2 separate regions of the Homo sapiens genome follow, and region 1 is linked to region 2. A link is a contact called in ENCODE POLR2A ChIA-PET data. All regions are on one chromosome and are shown on one strand. The core of a region is the stretch at or near the end of the contact, and the rest is flanking DNA. Distances in the headings are between cores, read along the strand shown. Region 1 overlaps SPATA12 (spermatogenesis associated 12). Region 2 has its middle 9.6 kb from the start of PRKCD.

The links. ChIA-PET counts read pairs that join two places held with the same protein, here RNA polymerase II (POLR2A).
Region 1: POLR2A ChIA-PET joins it to region 2 with 10 read pairs in GM12878. The contact joins two enhancer-like sites. POLR2A ChIA-PET finds 5 or more read pairs at or near these places in 2 of 52 experiments (GM12878 and H1).

What each region holds. Positions count from the first base shown.
Region 1 is chr3:57,065,571-57,071,229 of GRCh38, reverse strand. All of the region lies in intron 1 of SPATA12 (spermatogenesis associated 12), which reads right to left. It also overlaps a transcript of ARHGEF3 not described here. Among named protein-coding and RNA genes, the nearest start is that of SPATA12, 7.7 kb to the right of the region's middle. RefSeq lists an enhancer at 2,141-2,520. Within about 2 kb of position 2,594, at least 18 of the 41 ENCODE cell types and tissues checked have a DNase peak (open chromatin) inside an H3K27ac peak, as active enhancers do.
Region 2 is chr3:53,148,531-53,154,647 of GRCh38, reverse strand. No RefSeq gene overlaps it. Among named protein-coding and RNA genes, the nearest start is that of PRKCD, 9.6 kb to the left of the region's middle. RefSeq lists an enhancer at 5,086-5,893. Within about 2 kb of position 4,332, at least 9 of the 41 ENCODE cell types and tissues checked have a DNase peak (open chromatin) inside an H3K27ac peak, as active enhancers do.

The sequences.
Region 1 (5,659 bases), core at 1,345-3,844, 3.9 Mb before region 2:
GTTGAAAAGACTCTTCTTCCCCATTAAATTGTTTTGACACTCTTGTCAAAAATCAATTTACTATAAATGTAAGCATTTATTTCTGCATTCTCAATTCTAGTCCATTCATCTATATGTCTATCCTTATGCCAGTATTGCTGTCTATACTGTCTTGACTACTATAGCTTTGTAGTAAGTTTTGAAATCAGGAAGTATGAATCCTCCAACTTTGTCCTTCTTTTTCTTTTTTCTTTCTTTCTTTCTTTTTTTTTTTTTTTTGTGACAGAGTCTTGCTCTGTCACCCAGGCTGAAGTGCAGTGGCATGATCACTGCTCACTGTAGCCTCGACCTCCTGGGCTCAAGCAATCCTCCCACCTCAGCCTCCCAAGTAGCTGGGACTACAGATGTGTGCAACCATACCCAGCTAATTTTTAATTTTTATTTATTTATTTTTGGTAGAGACTGGGTCTGGCTGTGTTACCCAGGCTGGTCTCAAACTCCTGGGCTCAAGTAGTCCTCCCACCTTGGCCTGCCAAAGTGCTGGGATTATAGGTGTTAGCCACTGTGCCCAGCCTGACCTTCTTTTTCTAGATTATTTTGGCTGTTCTGGATCTCCCTATGAATTTTAGGATCAGCTTGTTAGTTTCTGCAAAAAGAGACCTGAGATTTTGACAGGGGTTACATTGACTCTGTAGATCACTTGGGGAGTTTTGCCATCTTAACAATATTAACTGTGGAACCTAAATTCCTTTTTGCTGGTGGCACTGCTCACTCAGCTTCCCTAGTCATTGAGTCTGCTGAGTAGGCACTCTGAGACCCATCCATCAAACTGCACAGACAAAACTCCAGCGATGTAAATGTCTCTTTCCTTTTTGAAGAAAGTAACACAGTATACTGTAGTGTCTAATTTAAGGCTTGGGTAAGACATTTAACTCCTGAATTTGTGAAATGGGAGTGCATCTGGCACCTGGACACACATATGACAGATCTGGCTTTCCTTCATGCTAAGGATGGGATGGAGATCTCTAAGATACTCCCATAACCCCTTGCTTCATGCCTGGAGAAGTGTGGTGGGAACTGGGAGACCCCACAGCCCTGGAGGCACCAGGTGGTGATAGGAGAATTGAAGCCAGGCTCCATTTTATCTTGTTTTATCTGTTGGGCAAAGGGGTACAATTTCATTTGAGGAAAGAGTTCTGCTGCTAAAACAATCTTAGCCCCTCACCCCCAATTCACTCACATCATAGTTTGAAGAATGGAATAAAAATAAAAAGGGAGTAATATCACATATTAAAAGTTTAGTTTAGGCCAGGCGCAGTGGCTCATGCCTGTAATCCCAGCACTTTGGGAGGTTGAAGTGGGAGCATTGCCTCAGGCTAGGAGTTTGAGACCCGCCTGGGCAGCAAAGCGAGACTCTATTTCTATAAAACAATTAAAAATTAGTTGGGTGTGACGGCACATGTCTGTAGTCCCACATACTTGGAAGGCTAAGGTGGGAGGATAGCTTGAGCCCCGTTGTTTGACGCTGCAATGAGCTGTGCTCACACTAATGCACTCCAGCTTGGCGACAGAGCAAGACCCTGTCTCAAAAGAAAAAAAAAAGCTTAGTTTACACCCTGACATGTACTTATGTGTTCCAGATGTAATGCTTTGGCACAGCACAAATACATGATTTTATTTTCAAGAAAGAAATAATAAAAAATGGAGTGCCTATATTTGTATCACTTGGAACCTTGTTTTCTAAACTTAAAGAACAACCTGGGAAACTACATTTGAAACTTCAAATCCATTCATACCTCAACTCATCTGGGGTGAGGAGCTCTCATTTTAAACAAACAATGTGTGTGTGTGTGTGTGTGTGTGTGTGTGTGTGTTTGAGAGACAGAGATTAGAGTTATTTATTGCAGTTGTTTCAAAAAAGCAATTTAAAAAAGCATGAATTTGGACTGTGTTTTTAGTTTGTTTCTGGGAGAAGAGAAACTTACATGCAATAGAATATATGTTTTGAGGTCTTCAAAATCTCAGATCTAGGCCAGGCGTGGTGGCTCACGCCTGTAATCCTAGCACTTTGGGAGGCTGAGGCAAGTGGATCACGAGGTCAGGAGTTCAAGACCAGCCTGGCCAAGATGGTGAAACCCCGTCTCTGCTAAAAATACAAAAATTATCCAGACGTGGTGGTGAGTGCCTGTAATCCCAGTTACTAGAGAGAGGCTGAGGCAGAGAATTGCTTGAACCTGGGAGGCAGAGGTTACGGTGAGCCAAGATCACGTCATAGCACTCCAGCTTGGGTGATACAGCGAGACTCGGTCTCAGAAAAAAAAAAAAAAAAAATCAGATCTTTTGCCTTAGCAGATTCCCTTATTTAAGTTGTTGGAACCGGCAGTTCATAGGGATTTTGTTTCCATCCTTTAGTGAGGGGGGTGTGTGCGTGTGTGTGCACATGGAAAGTTAGGGGAAAAACACAATGATATAACCTAACCCCAAAACAAGGAAGCACGTTACACAGTTGAGGTTTGGCGCTTCAGTTCCTGCCCAGTCTCAGAAGGTACAGCTTGGCTGACCTTGTGTGACCTATCTCTATGACACATCTCCCAAGGGGGTGGGGAGGACTGTTTCTCTCCAGCATGGCTTTAGTTTTATAAAAGCCCTGTGCAGTCTTGCAAACTCAAATGGTTTTCTTAACAAATCACTCACATTTCATGTGTTCTGGGCTGGGCAGGGCCTCGCTAATCCTTGGCCAGCTTTGTGAGTCAGAAATTATTTAAATGATTGCCTGAGTCCTTTTGAGGCGAGAGAATTGGCAAGTTAATTTAGGGAGGTGCAATGACTCTTAAACAGCACTGCAGTGAGTGGCAGCATTGATAAATGTGTTAGAAGCTCTATTTTATTGTGATAATAAATGCTAATGAAGAAAATGAACGTATTACCTTTTAGAGTGAGATAAGAATGATGATGCTACCAAATTTTATTAAGCATTTATTGTGTGGTGGAGTATGGTGGCTTCTCCCATGTTTTTGACTGTGACCTATTGTAAAACATAGACTGCAACCTGGTAACCTGGTGTGTGTGTGTGTGTGTGTGTATGTGTGTGTGCGCGCATATCTGAATTATTTGGTGAAACAATAGTTACCCTATGCGTGTCTAGTGTCCTCTGGGCTCAAGTGATCCTCTTGCCTTGGCCTCCAGAGTAACTGGGACTACAGGTGCATGCCACCACACCGGCTAATTTTTTGTTGTTGTTTGTTTGTTTTTGTTTTTTTTGAGACGGAGTCTTGCTCTGTCGCCCAGGCTGGAGTGCAGTGGTGTGATCTTGGCTCACTGCAAGCTCTGCCTCCCAGGTTCACGCCATTCTCCTACCTCAGCCTTCTGAGTAGCTGGGACCACAGGAGCCCGCCACTTTGCCTGGCTAATTTTTTTGTTTTGTTTTTTTTTTTTAGTAGAGACGGGGTTTCACCGTGTTAGCCAATGGTCTCGATCTCCTGACCTCATGATCCGCCCGCCTCGGCCTCTCAAAGTGCTGGGATTACAGGCATGAGCCACCGTGCCTGGTCTCACGCCGGCTAATTTTTTAAATTTTTTGTAGAGACTGGGTCTCTCTGTATTACCCAGGCTGGTCTCAAACTCCTGGCCTCATGTGATTTTCTGGCCTCAGCCTCCCAGTGTGCTGGGATTACAGGTGTGAGCCACTGCACCCACCCTAAAGTTGCATTTGAAAACAAATATATCTACTATGATAGCTTTGATCAGTATATAGACAAATATTATTATTATTATTATTATTATTATTATTATTATTTTGAGACAGAGTCTTGCTGTCACCCAGGCTGGAGTGCAGTGGCGCAATCTTGGCTCACTATAAGCTCTGCCTCCTGGGTTCACGCCATTCTCCCGCCTCAGCCTCCCGAGTAACTGGGAGTACAGGCGCCCGCCACCACGCCCGGCTAATTTTGTTTTTGTATTTTTAGAAGAGACAGGGTTTCACCGTGTTAGCCAGGATAGTCTCGATCTCCTGACCTTGTGATCCACCCGCCTTGGCCTCCCAAAGTACTGGGATTACAGGCGTGAGCCACCGCGCCTGGCCGACAAATGTTATTCTTTCTGGGTTGCCATATTTTGTGGTTTTTAAAAAATATATTTTTATTCATTTATCTGGTGACTTGAAATTTCATGCAAGTACAGGTCCTTACAGACAATTTCTATTGGAAAATCACTTATTTTGGGTGTGTATTAGGGTTTGGAGAGAAACAGAACCAACAGGATGTGTGTCAATCAATCGCTCATCTATCTATTGAGAGGTTGATTTTTAGGAATTGGCTCATGTGATTGTGGAGGCCAGGTGAGTCAAAAATCAGCAAGGTAGACTGGCAGGCCGGAGACCCAGGGAAGAGTTGCAGTGAGCCCAAAGGCTCTCTGGGTAGAATTCTTCCTGCTCTGGGAGGTCGGTCTTTTTCTATTAAGGCTTATAGCTGATTGGATAAAGCCCACCACATCATGGAGAATAATCTGCTTTACTCTAAGTCCACTGATTTAAATGTTAATCTCATCTAAAAAATACCTTCACAGAAATGTCTAGAATGTTTGACCAAATAGCTGGTTACCATGGTCTAGCCAAGTTGACACATAAAATTAATCATCACAGTGGGTAAAATACTGTTTGAGGTTGTTCAGAAGAAAGGAAAAAGGCAAAAGCCTGGGCGCGGTGGCTCACGCCAATAGTCCCAGCACTTTGGGAGGCCGAGGCGGATGGATCACTTGAGGTCAGGAGTTCAAGACCAGCCTAGCCAACATGGTGAAACCCCGTCTCTACTAAAAATACAAAAATTAAGCCAGGCATGGTGGCGGGTGCCTGCAATCCCAGCTACTTGGGAGGCTGAGGCAGGTGAATCGCTTGAACCTGGGAGGCGGAGGTTGCGGTGAGCCAAGATCATGCCACTGTACCTGGGTGACAGAGTCAGACTCTGTTTCAGAAAAAAAAAAAAAGAAAGAAAGGAAAAGTGTAATGGTTGGAAGTGGAAGTGTGCTGTTGGTACAGATAGGAGAACATTTCGGAAAGAATTCCCTCCCCTTTGATTGACTGCAAAATAAGTCCCTCCCTTGTTCTCTTGCAATTACAGGTGGACCAGATGGGTGGGCAGATTGGCAGTGGGGGTGCAGAGTTTCTTGTTCTGATTGAAAGGATTTTTTCTTACATTTTAGGGTTTTTTTTTTTTGTTTTGGAGACAGAGTCTCACTGTGTTGCCCTCCTGGCCTCAAGTGATCCTCCTGCCTCAGCCTCCTGAGTAGCTGGGATTACAGATGTGAATTACTGTGCCCAGCTCTTAGATTTCATTTTAAGACTGAAGACCTGAGAGTTCATGGGCCTAAGTAAAAGGTGCCATTTATCTGCAACAAATTGGTGCATGCTCCGTAGATCTAGCTGTAGGGGGCTGTGTGTGCTAATGCAGCATTTGTGACTCAGCCGTAATGAGGATGACCTTGCCTCTCCTGTTCCGCAGGCTACCACCTAGCTGTGGTGGGTCACTGGCCACAGAAACTGTAGGTATCTGGGGCTGCCTGGGTGGGAACTCAGCCTGTATGAGAACATGGTATTTGGAAGACATTAAACATTTATTATAGCTTTTATTTTTATTGAGGTATAATTAACATACCACAAAATTGACCCTTTTCAAGTACCCAGTCT
Region 2 (6,117 bases), core at 3,083-5,582:
TGATGTCTGCCCTAGCACCCTCATGTTGCTAGAGAAGACCTGCTGGTCTGTCTGCTGGAGGGGAAGGGTGGCTCCCTGGTGTGTGGGCTGCTCCAACCCTAGGGTACCTCTCTGGAGGGAGAGCTGGAGGGCTGCATGGGGAGACTTGGGGGAAGTGCCAGTGGGTTTGAGTGCTGGGCTGCAGGGGCTGTGGCGGGAGTACTCTGTGGAATCTGACTTTGGGTTCAGGTGTGTGCTCCTAGGTGCCAGCTGATGTGTATGTGTGTCAGTGGTAGGGGATACTTGGAGGCAAGGGGGGTAATGGAAATGCCAAGTCTTCCCTCCTGTTCCTCAAGCACCCTCCTCCCACCCCACCCACACCAAGCCACTGGAATCCGGAGGAGAAGGCCCCAAGGAAGCTTCCCCCACTCCCCAGACTCTGGAGAAGGCAGGCAGCAGCGGAACCACAGCCTCCGTGGGTGTGCTCTGTGGGTGTGCACAGCATAGCCATGGTGCAAAGGAAGAAAAAATGAACTTTCTTCCCTCGGGCCAAAGCCTTTCTCTGAGAGAGGGTGGGAGGGGAAAGGATTCCCAGCCCCTGGGCAGGATCCCAGTGGGCCTGCGCTGGGCAGCCTTCTGCCCTGGACCCACTATCAACCTTCTGCACACACGATGTTCTGCACCCCAGCCAGGCCCCAGCTCACCGCAGAATCTTGCACAGATCTCTCTCCCCTTGGTGCCTCACACTCCCCATCCTGACTTCTGAATTCATTTGTTTGTCCCCATGCCATCACCTTGGCCTGGGCTTCCAGTGTCCCTTGTCTGGCCATCTGTGATGGTCTCCTCTGTTCAGAATACCACCTCCCCACCTCCAGCAATTCTTTTCCTTCACAGCAGCCACATAATCCTCCTAAAGTGTCAAGGACTACTCACTCCCCAGCCCTGAGGCTGACCATGGATCTCTCAGAATAAAGGTCAAACTTCTACTGTGGCCACCTGGCCCAGTGTGACTTAGCCTCTGCCGCCTGTCCCCCTGCCAGCCCAGAACTCCAGGAATAGGAACGTCTTCCAGTTCCTACCAGACAACATCCTTCAACTTCTCACCCCTGGGCCTTTGCCCATGCCCTTCCCTCTGCTTAGCACACCATGCCTAGCTAACTCCTCTCAGTCTTCTGGTAGATTCTAGCTTAGTTACCTCCTCCTCCAGGAAGCCTCCCTGGCTAACCTCTTAAGCCAGGTTAGGTAGTGCTCCGACATGAGGGCAATGTGTGTTTTTCATCCCACAACACAATCCAAGACCTCCTTCCTCCCTCTGCCTCCCCACCCATCTATGTGTGGCTGCCAAGCCACAGTCTGATGCTCCATTTCATCTCCCAGTTCACTGAGGAAGACAGAATAGGGTTACCAGGAGGAAGTGAGGGCAGGGGATGACCGGGGACATCAGGATGCCTCCTACATCCCTGTCCTTCACGTGGGAGCTGGTATCACTGACTGTCCCCCAAATGTGCCTCCCCTGGATTGCCTCAACCCCACACCACCACTGATCCAGGTCCCCTGGCTATCCCCAGCTTTGAGGGAACCCTAGAAGCTGAGGGGCAGGCCAGCTTCCCAGATCTTGTCTGCCAGGGGGCCCAGGTGGGTGTAGGGTGAAACTTCTGGAAGAAGGCTAAGCGCTGAAGTGCCTACCAGGCTAGGGTAGGCCTGGGCAAACATTAGTGAGCAAGTTTGTGTCCAGGTAGTGAGTTGTGGCAACACTGAGGCTTCCACGGGCCCTCGGTGGACACACACAATGCCAGTGAGCCTGCGGAGACGCTGGACCCTCAGGTAGAGGCCTGCTCAGCCATGCCTCTGACTGGCTGCAGGATCCTGGCAGGGCCTTGCCCCTCTCGGTCTCTGTGGCTGCAGCTACCCAGAAAAGGTGATGGGACAGTAGATACTAATTTACCTCTGCTACCAGGGAGAGGCTGAGTGATTAAAAACCGCCTATCAGGACAACCTGCAGAGTAAGAGCAACCCCAGTTTACAGTTGAGGAAGTCAAGGCTCAGGGAGGCAAGCCCAAGGCCAGGTAGCAGGGCCAGGCCCGACGTCTGTGCGAGGCTGGACGAAGGTCAGGACGAAAACCTGGTGGCTTCAGAGGCAGGTGTGCCCAGGCTGCAGGCTTCTCCTCCTGGCTCAGCCTGCTCTAACTGTGTGACCTCAGGCAGGTGGCTCAGCTTCTCTGAAACACGATGGGAGGATGATGAAAGACCCAACGGTCAGTGGTCACATGGACTGACTGATGGAGCAAGGGAGAGGAGGAAGAAGATGCCTGGCTTCCTTGCCGGTTGAGCACAGGGTCTGATGGGAGGATGGACAGGAGTGGGCAGCCACCTCATTGCTGTCTAATTGCCTACACCTGGGGTAAAGCAGGGATTCCCGTCCATCCCAGAGACGAGGAAACTGAGGCTCAGGTGAAGCCCGGCCCAAGGCCACACAGGTTGTTGCAGGGCGCTGAGGCAGGAGTCCAAGACCTGGTGTGTTCACGTGTCCTGCGGAGGGTCTCAGCCCCTTCCCTAGCCGAAGACGGATGCTGCCCTGGGGCCAGCTCTGCTGCCTGGTAGTCAGTTCTGACAGGGACGTGGCCAGGACAACGTCTCAGGAAACTGGAGCCGGGGTGGACATTCTGCAAGATCTGCTTGCAGGGGACCAGATGGTGACCTGGACTTCGGCCCATGGCCCACCAGAGGAAGGGAGGGAGTCCCACAAGTACCTGTTTTCCTCTGACACAGAGGTTCTGGGCTGGAGCCTCCCTGCTGTTGCATGCCTGTGTGACTGCCCTCCAGGGTCCCCTCTTCCTCTCCTCATGCCTGAGGGGCAGCCCAAGCCCCTGAGCCTGAGTCCGCTGAGGGAGTCAGAATGCATGAGTGAAAGGGCCTATTCTTACGGAGGTGTTGAAAGTGGTGGCCAAGGTCAGGAGTGTCCTGGGGCTACTGGGGGCTGGTCTTCTGGCAGGGAGCTCAGCCACTCAGCTATGTGACCCTGGGCACATCACCTTCCCTCTCTGGCTTCCACTCGCTGCTAACAGAGGCTCATAGAGAGTAGACAAGAGGAGGGCCTAGCACCGTGCCTGGATCAGAGCGAGTGCTCAGTGGATTATTGCCAGCTTTGTTATTATGATTTAATTTGTTAACCTCAGGGTGTATTTTAGGGTAGGACAGGAAAGCTTGCATGCCTCAAGCCCTCTGTATAAAATCTAAGGCATGGCTTCATATGGTGGCTCATGCCTGTATTCCCAGCACTTTGGGAGGCCGAGGAGGGCAGATCATTTGAGGTCAGGAGTCTGAGATCAGCCTGGCCAACATGGTGAAACCCCACCTCTACTAAATACAAAAAATTAGCCGGGCGTGGTGCCGCATGCCTGTAATCTCAGCTACTCAGGAGGCTGAGGCACGAGAATCACTAGAGCCCGGGAGGCAGAGGTTGCAGTGAGCCAATATCATGCCACTGCACTCCGGCCTGGGTGACAGAGCGAGACTCTGCCTCAAAAAAAAAAAAAAAAAAAAATTTCTGTGCGAGGGCCAACAAAGCAGGGAAGGCTTCACCAAAAAGGTGCCCTTGGTGCTGGGCCGGGAAGAGCAAGAAGGAATTCCTTAGTGGGCAGTGGTGGGAAGGCAGAGGAGGCAGAGAAAGCACTCCAGGCAGAAGGAACAGCCTGAGCAAAGGCTTGAAGGTAATGAGCCCGCTGCATCCAAGGCTGACTCTAGGGAAGGCTGAGGGGCTGCAGGGTGGGATTCGCAGGGCACTGGTTACTGCTGGCAGGTGCCTCAGGGGCCAGTTGAAGATTCACACTCACAGCGGCCTTGGGTGCCATACAAAAGCCTGGGTTTGTGGTGAAGATCATGGGAAATGAAGCTTGGAAAGAGGGCTTTCCAGGCAGAAACTGGAGGGGAGAAGATCTGGAGGAAGGTCACTCAAGGCAGAGGAAACAGTAAGAGCAAAGGCTGGAGGCAGGTGTGAGTGCACCAGGCACCTTTAAATGAGTGGGAAAATGAAGCCATGACCTATATGATTCATATGAATGCTTCCTGGGTCTCTGGAGCCAATCGGGTAGGAACCAGAGTGCTGGCCATGCCCAAGCCCGATGCAGGGGTGGAAACTCAGAGCCCAAGACTTCCACCAGCCCACGTGCCCAGCTTCCCTGTCCCAAGGAAGTACCCAAGACCAACTGCAGTGTGCTCCAGGAGCACAAAATGTCCCCACATGAAAGGGCACTCATGGGTATGAGTGCAAGGAGACTTTCCAATAAATCTTTGCCATTCTGACCTTTGCTCTGCAAACTTGGCTGGCTCAGCCCTTACATAATGAGCTGCTGGGACACTGGCCAGCTGACTCAAGGATGAGTATAGGGTGCTCCTGGGCCACCTTGAACCCTTCCTTTCCTTCACTGTCAATTCTAAAACCTGAGTCTACAGGTCTCTGGGCTTCCAGGAGCTATCCTTTTTGGCAATTGAGACTTAGATCCTGTATGTTTTTGTTCCTTCCCTAGCTGCAAGGTCACCCCTTGAGTGCCATGTCCTGTCCTCCTGATCACTCCCCACTGCCACCACACACATGACTCCCACCTTGTGAGGGCCGGGTACACAGCAGGTACTCAGTGAAGACCAGGTTTCCTGTGTTGACATCGCTGTGCCCAGAGACAGCACTCAGCAACCTTAGTGACTGCATGTTTCTTGGCTTCTTCAGCCCCCAGCCTCCATATAGCAAGGGCCAAAAGTTAAGCTGCATGGGGTTGGCCTGGACTTCTGGGGCTCCCTGCACCCAGGAGCACTGGCAGGCCCTGCCCTGGAAGTCTCTATGGGATCCAGAGAAATATGGGCTCTGCCATGGGGGTCAGACGCAGCAGGCAGGAATGTGTCCAAGAGAAGAGGGAGCAGCAGTGCATGATTAAGCACCATGGGGCAGGCCTGCCATGCTAATGGCCGTGGGGTCCGTAGGTACTCAGGCACACACGGGGTTGTTTCTCCTACCTGGAGCCTGACTTCCTTCTCTCCCTGCTTCAAGATGAGGGAGTTTTGGGTGGGAAGCTACCATCACTTCCTTTATCATCACCCTGGTCGCTGTTGGGTGAGTGTGCAAGGACACATATGTGCATGCATTCTTATGCTTAAGAGGCATGGCGTGGGGGCAGCAGGGTAGGAGATGCCAGGTGCAAGCAGGCAAGAGTGTGTGGCCTCCAGAGATGGCTCAGGCTCAGGATCCGCTCCCGAGACACCCTCATTCCACACCACCCCAGCGGAAGTTTTGACAGCGTCTTTCCACATAAGACCAAGGCTTTCCCTCCTGAGGGGAGGAGGGAAGGGGGACAGAGCAGAGGAGAACAAGGAAAAGAGTCCACTGTGCCTTCCCGGCCTGGATCCTCCTGTGTGCTCTACTCTGTGTCCCAGAGGGCCTGCATTGCTTCCCATTGACTCTCCCAGCTACCCAGGCTCCCCGGCGCAGCCCCTGCCCCCAGGGACTGGGCAAAAGGGAGTCTGTGGGCCGGGCACAGTGGCTCACGCCTGTAATCCCAACACTTAGGGAGGCTGAGGTGGATGGATCACTTAAGGCCAGGAGTTCGAGACCAGCCTGGAAACATGGTAAAACCCTGCCTCCACTAAAAATACAAAAAAATTAGTTGGGCATGGTGGCACATGCCTGTAATCCCAGCTACTCGGGAGGCTGAGGCATGAGAAATGCTTGAACCTGGGAGGCGGAGGTTGTAGTGAGCCCCAAGATCATGCCACTGCACTTCAGCCTGCCGAGACTCCATCTCAAAAAAAAAAAAAAAAAAAAAGTTGGGGGTGTCTGTGGAGACCATGGGCATGGGATCTTTTCGTTCTTTCTTTCTTTTTTTTTTTTTTGAGACAGAGTCTCGCTCTGTCGCCTAGGCTGGAGTGCAGTGGTGTGATCTCAGCTGACTGCAACCTCTGCCTTCTGGGTTCAAGCGATTCTCCTGCCTCAGCCTCCTGAGTAGCTGGAACCACAGGCACGCGTCACCACACCTGGCTAATTTTTATATTTTTAAATGGAGATGGAGTTTCACCATGTTGGCCAGTCTGGTCACAAACTCCTGACCTCAGGTGATCCGCCCACCTTGGCCTCCCAAAGTGCTGGGATTA